Linked DNA regions of Homo sapiens: region 1 is linked to region 2. Evidence: chromatin contacts called from ENCODE Hi-C or POLR2A ChIA-PET data. All regions are on one chromosome and are shown on one strand. The core of a region is the stretch at or near the end of the contact, and the rest is flanking DNA. Distances in the headings are between cores, read along the strand shown.

Evidence for each region. A loop is a pair of places that touch in the nucleus more often than their neighbours do. ChIA-PET counts read pairs that join two places held with the same protein, here RNA polymerase II (POLR2A). Pooled maps may share reads with other maps.
Region 1: a loop to region 2 is called in a map of heart right ventricle, with 7 times the contacts of the local background. The contact joins the promoter of PDPN here to the enhancer-like site in region 2. A Hi-C loop is called at or near these places in 4 of 168 maps with a recorded cell type or tissue (Right ventricle myocardium inferior, heart right ventricle, mammary epithelial cell and 1 more) and 7 of 50 pooled maps. POLR2A ChIA-PET finds 5 or more read pairs at or near these places in 2 of 52 experiments (H1 and HEK293T).

Annotation. Positions count from the first base shown.
Region 1 is chr1:13,579,768-13,586,036 of GRCh38, forward strand. It overlaps PDPN (podoplanin), which reads left to right and starts at 4,065. Exons shown (of 6, transcript NM_006474.5): 1 at 4,065-4,333. The coding sequence starts at 4,267. RefSeq lists an enhancer at 3,968-4,506.
Region 2 is chr1:13,541,264-13,547,753 of GRCh38, forward strand. No RefSeq gene overlaps it. Among named protein-coding and RNA genes, the nearest start is that of LRRC38, 31 kb to the left of the region's middle. RefSeq lists an enhancer at 291-370. Within about 2 kb of position 2,473, at least 8 of the 41 ENCODE cell types and tissues checked have a DNase peak (open chromatin) inside an H3K27ac peak, as active enhancers do; they include heart right ventricle, where a contact is called at or near this core.

The DNA.
Region 1 (6,269 bases), core at 2,815-5,314, 40 kb after region 2:
TCCATGTTGGTCAGGCTGGTCTCAAACTCCCGACCTCAGGTGATCTGCCTGCCTTGGCCTCCCAAAGTGCTGGGATTACAGGCATGAGACACCACACACGGCCCTGGCTCCTAAGTTTTCTACTGAAACTTCTGGGAAAATGTAGCACCTTCCCAATAATCCAACCCCAATTTACAAAAAAACAAACAAAAAAAGCAGATTCTTATCCATCCCATATCTTCTTATGGAGCATTTCCTGGGGTGAAAAAAATCTCTTTAGTCCCAGGTTGGCAGTGTGAAACTGTCTTTCCCCGTGCCGTCCAGAAAACCACCAGGATGGCTCATATTAGAAAGGCTAATATTAGTGGCGATGTCAGTTTACAAATGAGAAAGAGACTGTCTCCAGCTGGACCAAAGGTGCTGTCTTCAAAGACAGCAGGTTGAGTTTTCTGCCTTCCAGGGCCTGTGTTCCTATGTAGCAGGTTTGAAGGAAAGGCTGTCCATTTACACGAGGGGAGTCATGTGCGTGCACGGTGGGTAAACATGCTTGTAACTTACATCTCATGTTCACTTCGGAGCGGGGTTTTAGTTAAAATGAGGTGGCATTTGGTTCTTTACGTCAAAATGTGAACTATAGGACACAAAGACAGTTCGTATGCATCCTCTCTCAGCTGCTGAAACTGGCTTGAGGTGTGCAGTAGCTTATCAGGAGAGAATGTTTGTAAGGCCAGTCCTCTGTCCAGTCAGAGTTGTAGCGGTCTGGGTTATAAATCAGAATTTTGGTCCCACTCAAACCCGTAAGTGTGTTACTTATTCCTGGGCCATAGAGCTGCCTTTGCTGTCAGAGATTCAGTTGTGGGTATCTCAGCTCTGGAACATGGCATATTGATTTTTAAAGTTATTATTATTATTATTATAGAGTAAGGGTCTAGCTCTGTTACCCCAGCAGGAATGCAGTGGCATGATCATGGCTTACTGCTGCCTTGACCTCCTGGGCTCAAGTGATTCTCCCAACTCAGCATCCTGAGTAGCTGGGATCACAGGTACGTGTCACCACACCTGGCTAATGTTATTTTTATTTTTTATAGAAGCAGGGTCTTGCTATGTTGCCCAGGCTGGTCTCAAACTCCTCACCTCAAGTGATCCTCTCGCCTCTGCCTCTCAAAGCATTAGGATTACAGGTATGAACCACTGCGGGTTGGGGGGCTGGTGTCCCATTGTGTGTTGAGAAGCATCTTCCCAGCCAGGTCAGCCCAGGCTGCCTGGAGCAGCTCAGCCAGGTGCTCTCTGGACTCTGCAGAGCCCTCAGAAAAACACAGAGCTTGAGGAGACCCTGATGTGTCATCTCCAGCATCCCCCAGGGTGGAAGGTACCAAACTGGCAGCTCTGGCTCAGCTCCTCATTCCACTGCTGGTCCACACCTTTTGGGGGTCCTCTTGCTTCCTAAAAGCAATTTACAGACGTTTCCCACACAGTCCTGCAAGGCACAGGCACAGTGCTAGTAACAGGCTCAACTCCTGCTCTGCAATGGAAATGCATGACCCCACCGCTCCTACCTTGTAGGATCCCACACAATTTGCATGGTGGCCTCTAAACCCACAGTCCTCAAAGTGGGGACCCAGGACCAGTAGCTTCAGCATCACCTGGGAACTTGTTGGAAATGCAAATTCTTGGGCCCCACCCCTTACCTATTGAATCAGCACTTTGGCAGTGGAGCCCAGCAGTCTTGCCTTCCAGGCAAGCAAGCCCTCCAGGTGAATCCACTCTCAACCTCACTTGTGTAGGAAATGGGTATCATCAATGTTTGGAAGCCAACCGTTGTTTTGGGGCTGAAAGGAAATAGTGCGTGTTCCTGGCAGGAAGATAAAGGCCAGTATGTAGCAGCTGCTGTTATCTCACCAGTAACGCATCATCATTCATGGCCATGGCTTTCTGAGCTTAAGCTGTTTGCCAAGAATGGAGCCACATACCCTCCTTCTTTCCCTCTTCCCCTCAGCTGAGCAGGGTCTCATGCTTCCAGATCCCCTGTGTTTCACTTCAGCTCCTTTAGCTAACCGAGTCTCGCTGCCCAAGGCCCATATTCCTTCTCTCATGAGCTGCTGGCTCTATCTGGTCCAGGAGGGTGAGTTCTTTCTTCCCTCTGGTCTTCAGGTTCCCCCTCCCAAGACCCAGCTTTTCTCTCTAGGTTTTCAGACCAACAGCACCCAGAGCCGATCCACTAACTCCTTCATCCTGGCCCCTCTCCCCACCCCAGGACCCCCAGCTGAATGCAATTCCTTATTACCTCCCACTCCTCCATCCTGATCAAAAGGTCATGTGACCAACCTTCTAGATTCTAGACACATCCGGGGGTGTGGGATAGAAGGCAGGTGTCCTTGAATCATGACCTAGCCTCAGCATCCCTCTAAATTAGTTGCATGTAACCCAATCTCCCCCACCTAGGCTTCACTGTGTTTCAATCTTTTTGAATAAAGCGGGCCATCTTTCTTTCTGTGTGTGACCTTGGAGTTACACATAAGCAGAATAGATGTGCATCTATTCTCCATCTAACAGGCTCAACAGACAATGCACTATTCCTCCTGTCAACAGACATTATTGACACTAGAGTCATAAAATGCATCTCCAAGATGGGGAAGTCAGTTCAAGAAAGAGTATCTGTATCACGAGTTTTCTCTTTACATTTCCAACTCCTTGGCTCTAGGGGTGTTGCCGCTACCCCTCATCTTCTAGGTTCAGGTGCTCAGCTCCTGTTTGTAGCCCCAGGACAAGACGTTACCTGGGAGATCTTTAGAAATGCAGAATCTCTCCCTATCCCACAACAGAATTGCACCTGCATAACCAGTGCCCCAGGTAGATCTGGCTGAGAAGCTATGATGAAGGGCAAGGTTTGCCAAATGTTCATGGGGACAAGTTCTCCAGCGACACTGGTTTAAAATAGGAATTCCGAAAAGGTCTGATTAATGAGTTTGGGGTGGAACCCAGGAAACTGGGCATTTATTTAAAACAATCTCTCCTGTGATTCTTAGAAAGTAAATTTATAATGGGGAGGGGTCAAAGATAAGCATCTGAAAACAATTTTCACGCAATGTGGAGCTTTGAGACAGCGTTAGTCTTCAGGTTCTTTTGTTGAATGGAATTTGTGGCATCTGGGAGTGGAGCAGAGACCACTTCCCAAACTCCTGTTCTTATTTTTTTAAATTCCAGCAATTCAGAAGGAATTAAAGTAAAAGACGTAAGTTCTCTGGTTGCTGATATCTGGTACCTGAGATCAAGGCAAGATCGCTTAAACCAGTAAAGTGAGGATTATGGGAGCAAACTCAGGAATAAAGAGGGTGAACCAGGCCTGGAAGGGGACACAGGTTTGGCGACCAGACGGGTCACCGCTTGGCCCGGCCTAATCCAACTGCGCACGTCGGTGGGCCACAGCATCGCAGCGCTGGATCCCCGGGTCGGCAGAGGCGGATGGAGTTCAGCCTCTTTTTCAAAACTGCCAAAGCCACCCGGTCTGCCAAACTCCCCCACCAGCCAGCTCTGGGGCAGCCCCCCGGAGCCCGCCCGCTCCGGTCCCCGGGACAAGGGCGCAATTGACCAGCGCGGGCCGCCTCTGGCCCACCCAGATGACGGCCAACTTTTTTTGTTTTTAAGCCATCAAATTCAATATTTACAGGAAAAACCCCATGCTTGGTTCTAAAACTACTGGCCACTCAAGAAACAGTTTACTTCTCACTTCTGCCCATAACAAGAAAAACATAGACTTGTGCCTTACTCTTAAAAAAATAATAATAATAAATATAGGTTTTTTAAAATTTATATATAATTTTTAAAACCCCGTTTGTTGCATGTGGTCCCTTTCCCTCCTGTTGTTGAGCAGAATAAAAGCCCATTTTGCCAGGGCCCGCAGTCCTGGCGGCCCCCGCAGCTGCGGCCCTGTAACTTTAAACCTGGCCTGAGATCATCGTTTTGGCGCCGGCCAAACAGAGCCCGAGGGCGGGCCTAGCGCGCCCGGACGGAGACCACCTTGCGGCCGACCCCGCTCCCCCGCCTCCTCGGGAGAGATAAATGCTGACTCCGCTCGGAAAGTTCTCAACTGCAAAGTTTGCTGTCCGGCTGCCTAGGGTCTGGGAAGCTCGGGCACCCTCCCTCTCCGGGGCTCCTGCTCCCACCCCTCCGGCCCCCCCACCGTCGCGCTCCTCCAGGCTGGGCCTGTGGCCGCGGTGCTTTTTAATTTTCCCCCAGCTCAGAATCTTGCTGCTCGGCCCCCAGGAGAGCAACAACTCAACGGGAACGATGTGGAAGGTGTCAGCTCTGCTCTTCGTTTTGGGAAGCGCGTCGCTCTGGGTCCTGGCAGAAGGAGGTAAGACCCAGCGCAAGTGGCTTCCTGCCGTCGCTGATGGGGACGAGCGAGCAGAGACTTGCTGGAATGCCCGGGCCTGGTATTCGAGGTTGTCCAGGGGAGCGCGGGGGAGCTGAGGGTGTGTGCGTGTCAGGCGGCTGAGCGCCGGAGGAGGAGAGGCAGCGGCTTAGTCGGTGCCAGGTCCCAAAGACGCAGCTGCGCGGGTGTGCCGGGAGGAGCCCCGGAATCCACAGGCTGCGAGGTGGGCAGCACAGGGGGCCTCCCTCCGAGTCGGCAGCACCAGAGAGATCGGGTGGAAGGTTCACAGTAGGCAGCCCCGCTTGCTGGCAGCAGTGGCTGGGGTTTCCTTCCCATAGAGCGGTGTGTTGGAGGAATACGCACGCCTCGGGAGAAGCTGGCCTCGTAGAATCAGGAGGGACGTTCAGGAGGGCTTGGGCCAAGGGGAGGGTTCCCCGCCCTGCGGTGGCCCTGGTCCCCCTTGGGACTACCTAGTCTGGCGCCCTGCCTGTTGGACACACTCAGCACCCCGTCACTGGACTGGAAGAGGCCTCCTTTATCCTCTTTAGAGAGGATAGTGTGTGTGGAAAGGATCCAAGTGGAGGCTTCCGAGGAGTGTGAGTGCATGAGGATTGTTACGCGTTACGAACATTGAGGTTTAAGTGGGTTTGAGCCACGTGTTCATCTTGGGCAACAACATCAGTGGCTGAATGTCTGTTGGTGACTCCTTAGGCTTTAAATATTTTGTATCCCATGTTGGGGTGGGGGCGTCCACAGCTTCCATTACCCTTTGTCCTCTCCTGGAGCCTTACCTCTTCCCGCTGGGTTGCTGTGTTGGTGGTCTCCATTGACATCTGTCAACATTTTGTTTTCTTTTCTTGGGTTTTTATTTTTATATTTCCTCAATAGAACATATGTTCTGCAGGACGCAGCTACATCCAGCCATGATTCCCCACGGCCAAAACAATGCCTGGCACATAGTAGTTGCTCACTAAATGTTGGTTGAAGGAATTGTAACCTAACTCGTGATCTTTGGGGCTGGAGGTTGCTGAGTTATGCTGTGAAAAGTAAACATTTTCCAAAAATTGAGGATCAAGGTAGGCCTAGGCCCTGAGGAATACTTCTTGGAGAGGGAGCGGTTTGCAGGAGGGGTGCGCCTAACCTGGCCTCCTACAATGGTCCACACAGACAAAAATACCCAATCTCAGGGAAATGACAGAGTTCTGCTCTATGCTGTGCTGTCTGCTTCAAAGGGACTGAGCAACTCTTTTTATAGGGGCCGTGGGTTATTCGTAGCAGTCCTATCTTTGGAACTTCTCTTTCCACTGGAATATATACAGTTCTGTATTTTCAGTTACATTTCCTTTTTGGCGAGACAATGTGCAAATGACACCGTTTTGTGCTCACCAGGGCAAAGCAAGGGAGCGCCCTCACTTCAGCATCTCAGCCCTGCTAAAGAAAAAGCTGCTGGGTAACATCCTTTGTTTTTGCCCAGGGAAGCTTTAGCTGTGATTCCCTTCAGCCGGCTCCTGAATGTCAAAGGTACTCCTAAAAGATGGCGTTAAAACCGAAAAACCATCGTTGGTGCTGGAAACTCCACTACTAAAGAAAGAAGTGGTATGCGGGGCTGGCTGAGTGAGGGTGGGTGCTGAGTTGCCTGGCTGCCAGAGGAGCAGAGGCCCAGCAGGGTTTTTGTCTGAGAATAATGAGCGAGGCGACTTGAATATGGATGAATAACATCATTGAGCGAAGCTATTGTGGGCTTTTGTTGGGGAGCTGGGCTGGGGGGTAATTATGGTGATGAATTTTATGATCCTTTTCATAAGATCCTACGCCCTACTGGGTTTCCCTCCTCCAGGGTTATAATCTGGTTCAGTTTTATAATCTGGTCCCATGTGTCATCCCTTTGGGTGTTAGTGGATTCAAAGGAGGTCTGTTG
Region 2 (6,490 bases), core at 1,223-3,722:
TGACTCTATTATCCATTCATGGAAAGAAGCTCAGATCATCAAAGATAATCAAAACCCACCAACCAAACAGCACACTCAAAAAGGCTGAGTGTGGTGGCTCAGGCCTGTAATCCCAGCACTTTGGGAGGCTAAGGTGGGGGGACTGCTTGAGGACAGAAGTTGGAGACCAGCCCGGGTAACCTAGCAAGACCTCCGTCTCTACAAAAAAATTAAAAATTTGCCTGGTGAGGCGGTGTGCACCTGTAGTCCCAGCTACTGGGGAGGCTGAGGCAGGAGGATCACCTGAGCCCAGGCAGTTGAGGTTGCAGTGAGCCATGATTGCTCTGCTGCACTCCAGCCTGGGTGACAGAGTGAAAGAAACCCTGTCTCAAAAAACAGAAACAGAAACAGAAACAAAATCAGCCTGACCTTCCTCCTCCCAAGCCTCAGATGCTGGTGCTAACTCATCTCTAGGTGGACGGTGGGCGATTGTTCTAATGATGACTCTGGGCCTCCTGGAAAGAAATCCTGCTGAGTGACCCACAAGCAGATAACACAATGATCCTGCACGGCAAGTGAACAGGGTCCTACTAGAGACCAATGAAATGACTGCTGACTGCACTCAGAGAGGGCAACTATTCCACAGGGGTTAAGCAGAAAGCCCCCCAGCCCCTTGACTGCTCCTTCCTGAGCCCCCAGGCTTCCCCTGCCGCATCGGACCCAGCACCCACCCTCCTCCCAAGCCTGTCCTCTTCATGCCACTCACAGGCACCAGGTGCTGACGGGGCCACCAGCTCTGAGCTCTGAGTCAGGGACATCGCTGCAGGCAGGTAGGTATGAACAGGACAGGGCAGACAGCAGACAGGGAGAGAGCTGAAGGATGGGGTCACTTCGGGTGGGATGGTGTCGTGAGGAGAAGAAAGCGGTTCTGGGGTGGAGGGAGACCAGTGGAGCTCCTTCAGACAGATGGCCAGGGAAGGCCCTTCGGAGGAGGTGACATTTGAGCAGGGAAGACCCGGCTGACTGAAGGAGCCAGACCCACAGAAAACAGCGCGTTCTAGTTAGAGGTAGGACTCGCTACACATTCACAGGGCCCAACGCAAAACTAAACGTGAGGCCCCGCTCAAAAATTATGAGGAATTTCAGGATGGCAAGACAGAGTGTTCGGGGTCCACGCCCGAGAAGCAGGCCCTGGTAGAAGGAACAGTAAGTCCTATAGCCCTAAGGCTTGGAAAGTTCCAGAATTTGAAAGGAGGCCAGTGTGTTCTGGAAGGCAGAAGGTATGAGAGGCTGTCAGAGGGCTGTGCAGGAGATATCTGTGGGGCAGACTGTGGTAGCCCCTGAGACCGGTAAGCTGGGAAACCACTGGGGGAGCTTTGCATGAAGGATGGGCTTGATAGAATTAATGTTTTTTTCTTATTTATTTATTTTTTACAAAAGAGAGGGAGCCTTGGTATGTTGGCCAGGTTGGTCTTGAACTCTTGGCCTCAAGCAATCCTCCTGCCTTGGCCTCCCAAAGTGCTAGGATTACAGGTGTGAGTCGCTGTGCCTGGCCGGGATTAAATTTTTTTCTTTCTTTTTTTTTTTTTGAAATAGAGTTTCACTCTTGTTGCCCAGGCTCACTGCAACTTCTGCCTCCCAGGTTCAAGCGATTCTCCTGCCTCAGCCTCCCAAGTAGCTGGGATTACAGGTGCCCACCACAATGTCCAGCTAATTTTTTGAATTTTTAGTAGAGGTGGGGTTTCACCATGTTGGCCAGGCTGGTCTCGAACTCCTGACCTCAGGTAATCCACCCGCCTCGGCCTCCCAAAGTGCCGGCATTACAGGCATGAGCCACCGCGCCCAGCCTTTTTTTTTTTCTGAGACACAGTCTCGCTCTGTTGCCAGGCTGCAGTGCAGTGGCGCGATCTTGGCTCACTGCAACCTCCACCTCCCAGGTTCAAGCAGTTCTCCTGCCTCAGCCTCCCGAGTAGCTGAGAGTAGCATAACACCACCACACCCAGCTAATTTTTGTATTTTTAGTAGAGACAGGGTTTCACCATGTTGGCCAGGATGGTCTCGATCTCTTGACCTCGTGATCCGCCCACCTCGGCCTCCCAAAGTGCTGGGATTACAGGCGTGAGCCACCGTGCCTGGCCCGGGATTAATATTTTTTAAAGACCCAGCTAGCTGCTGGGTGAGGCTGGTGTGGAGTGGGGGTCTGAGGAGAAGCAGGGAGTCAGACTAGAAGGCCAGGAGGATGGTGGCTCAGGCCCAGCGATGACCTAAACTGCCCAGGGCCAGCTCCTGACAGCCAGCTCAATGTCATCGCTCACGACCCAGCCTCTGTCTGAAGTTTCCACTCTCCTTGCACCCTTACGATGTTCACTTGCACTGTCAGGTCCATCCTTCAACCCTACTTCAGTGACACCTGGCCTAGCTCCTACCTACGCCCCTACTGGCACCCACCTCCCCAGCTCCCCCCGGGAAGTCCTTAGCATTCTTGGTGTCCCCACAGAGTGCCCGGCTTGTCTCGATACTGAGCAGCCTGGTATGTGCTCGAAAACTTGCTGCCGAGTGAGTGAATGCATTTATTACTTCATATTAGAAGAAACAGGGCTCTGTTCCAACCAGGCAAATCTGAGCCTAGACCCTGACCTGAAAAAGAGGAATTCTATTTCCAAACACCCGGCTCATTTCCCTCTCATTAGATTTAAAAAAAAAAAAAAATTCAAAAAAGAAAGAGAAGAAGCTGGCCTCCGAGGCTGTGGCGCTCAAATTGCAGCCTTCGACTATTGTTTACGCTATATTTGTCCTGTCTCCAGGCATCATGCTGGGGGACAGAAAGGAAAATGCCAAACCATTTCTTCCTGGCCTGGCACCCACGGCGGAATGTTGCCCTGCTGCCGTCTCGCGGCCAGGACAGTCACTGCAAATGTCCCAGAGTGATCATTTCCAGAGACTGCAGGAAGAACAGGCTGGTTTTGATGGCAAATGATTTAGCCAGGAGAGGTCCAGGCTGAGGACCTCTTGGGCTGGTGGCCTCCAGTAACCTGAGCTGTTATTTATCCTGGGTGGTGTTACGGTCCTAGAATTGCCAACTGCACAGTAGCTGGATGACAGCTCTGCTGGACAGGCGACTTGCAGCCCTGGCTAAGGCCAGAAACACTGAGTCTTTACAAGTCTTTTTATGGTTCCTCCACAGGGCTGTTTTATTTACCTGCTGTGCAGATGAGGCCTAAGAAAAACCCAGACCGAACGTATAATTTGGAGCTAAGTACATGATGGATGCCCAGAGATTTAAAATTAGCCGAGTAAACTTAATACTGGGGCATTATGCTTGCTTTCCAGCGCCTGAATGTCTGTTAGAGACTCATCACTTGGGAATAGCTCTTGATAAAATAATCAGACTCTATTCTTCCTGGAAATTAAAAAAAAAAAAAAGGATCCACTCTGAAGGGGACCAGTTGTCCCAAATGTCCTCCAACCAAATCAGGGAGGAGAGCTTGTTGTCTGTGCACACTCAGGTCCAATGTGTGGGATCATTTGGTGGTTTGCACAAATGAAAGTGAGATTTGGGTGATATTTGGGTGATTTTCAAAAGGCAAATATGTATTCACTATTTTATGTTGTTGTTGAGATGGAGTTTCACTCTTGTCGCCCAGGCTAGATAGAGTGCAATGGCATGATCTCAGCTCACTGCAACCTTCGCCTCCTGGGTTCAAGCGATTCTCCTGCCTCAGCCTCCCAAGTAGCAGAAATTACAGGCGTGAGCCACCACACCCGACTAATTTTTGTATTTTTAGTAGAGACAGGGTTTCACCATGTTGGTCAGGCTGGTCTTGAACTCCTGACCTCAGGGGATCCACCCACCTCGGCCTTCCAAAGTGCCGGGATTACAGGTGTGAGCCATGATGCCTGGCCTTTGCTATTTTATAGGCATATCCCACTTAGCTTGCACAACCGAGGTCCTCCTCTATTGCCCACCCTCTGGAAGGATGAATGATAGGTGGGGTGGGGTGGGGCGATGAAGGGGTGTGTCCCCCAGCACCTTCTGTGAGTTCATGATAGGAGATGGCAGAAATTCATGTTAATAGCTCACACACCTTACATTTTTCACATGCATTATTTCATTTGATCCTTACAACAATTTCATGAGGTCGGTATTATCACCTCCTTTCACTAAATGGAGAGGCTGAGGCTTAGATTGCTGACATGGCTTGCCTATGATCAGGCGGGAGGAAGCAACTGCAGAGCCAGGATTCCAACTGCCAGATGGGTAATCAAATACCCTGCACTGTTTTCATCCAGACTAGGGCGTAGTCGACCAGGTGTTACACCTCTGATCTCGTCATCTGTTGAAACTGTAGGGAGCCAATCAATAACACTCTTTTTTTTTTTTTTTTTTTTTTTTGAGATGGAGTCTTGCTCTGTCGCCCAGGCTAGAGTGCAGTGGTGCCATCTCAGCTCACTGCACCCTTTGCCTCCCAGGTTCAAGCGATTCTCCTGCCTCAGCCTCCTGTGTAGCTGCGACTACAGGTGCCCACCACCACACCCGGCAAATTTTTTGTATTTTTAGTAGAGACAGGGTTTCACTGTGTTAGCCAGGATAGTCTCGATCTCCTGACCTCGTGATCCGCCTGCCTCAGCCTCCCAAAGTGCTGGGATTACAGGCATGAGCCACTGTGCCTAGCAGTAACACCCTTTAATCCCCTTCAGAGTACAGTAACAATTGAGACATGCAGTGCATTAGTTATATATAACAAAGGATCCCAAAATTTAGCAGCTTCAAACATCAGTAAATATGTATTGTCTCAGTTTCTGAGAGTGAGGAATCTGAGAGTGGATGTGTTGGGTGATTAGAGGGGAGGGATTCTTAGGAGGTTGCAACGAAGAGGTCAGCCAGGGCTACAGTCAGCTCAAAGCTCAATTGAGGCTGGAAGACTTGATTTTAAGCTCACTCACTTTCCTGTTGGCAGAAGGCCTCCTTCCTTGACATGTGGGTTTCTCTCTAGGGATGCTCATGATATGAGTTCAGGCTTCCCCAAAGCAGGTGATGGGAGAAGGAGGGGGTGGAGAGAGAGAGAGAGAACCCAGCAGTGACATACTATCATTTTTGCCATATGCTAATGATCACATAGACCATGCCTCATACAGTGTGGCACTATACAAGGGCATGAGTACCGGGAGCCTGGAATTATTGGGCACCATCTTGGAGGTTGCCTACCACATGGACAGAAAAGTTGTAAAGATAGAGAACACAATGAAACACGGCTTTAAAACTGAAAAAGCCTGTAATCCCAGCACTTTGGGAGGATCACGAGGTCAGGAGATCGAGACCATCCTGGCTAACACGGTGAAACCCCATCTCTACTAAAAATACAAAAAATTATCTGGGCGTGGTGGTGGGCGCCTGTAGTCCCAGCTACTTGGGAGGCTGAGGCAGGAGAATGGCGTGAACCCGCGAGGTGGAGCTTGCAGTGAACCGAGATCGCACCACTGCACTCCAGGCTGGGTGACAGAGCGAGACTCCGTCTAAAAAAAAAAAAAAAAAAAAAAGAAAAAATTGAAATAGCTGCATTAAAGGAAGTGGCATAAGAAGTGTGGGCACAGGGGCTTCTTAGTACTTCATCTCTGAAGTAGAGACACTTAGCCACCTGGCCACAGGTGGGGCTGGAAAACCAAAGCCTCTCCTGCAGGAGCACAGCAGCCAGGTTAGGCTTAAGGTGTGGAGCAGTAGAGAACCTCCACTGAGGACCAGACATTCTGCAAAGAGAATGCACTGAGCTGGACAGGCTCAGCAACGTCTCCCAAGGGCCAAACTCGGGTCATGCCACTCCTCTCCCGGCAGGCTGGTAATGCTTCTCTTGAAGACATGCCCAACATATGGCAAGTGAATGGATTTCTCCCTCCACCATCCCTGGCCCAATCCACTCTCTGTTCCAACAAGGACTGCTACATCTGATGGATGTTTTATGGACCCCTGTGGGCAAGGACTGTTTCTCATTGATGTGGGTGTCCCCAGAACCTATCATGGGGCATGACATGTGCCATCTTCCTCCTCCCCCTCTTCCATCATTGAGTGCCTAGCATGTGCTAAGCAGTGTACTAATTCCTCCACAGGAATGATCTCATTCGATCATCATCACTTTCTCTTATGTGGCAGGTACCAATACTATCCCCATTGAAAGGATAAGTCAGCATTAGAGAAGTTAATGTGCCAATGGCCACAAGTTAGCAGGTGGCAGAGGTGGGATCTGGTACCAGCCAGTCTGACTCCACTGCCACGCTCTTAAACTCCATGCCAGAGAGGCTGTTCAGTAAATATTTGTTGAAATAGATTCATTTAAAAAAAACCATTGACTTAAAAAAGGAAAGAAAATCTAAGCAAGTAAAATTGTTGGACCATAGCAAGTTCTAGACAGAAGCTAATCCCCACAGTTCTTTTTCCAGGTCCCAAGAATAAACTTAAAATGGAAAAGAGGAACATCCTGCAAATAAATCATTAGTTTCCAAAAGGCAAAAGCATGAG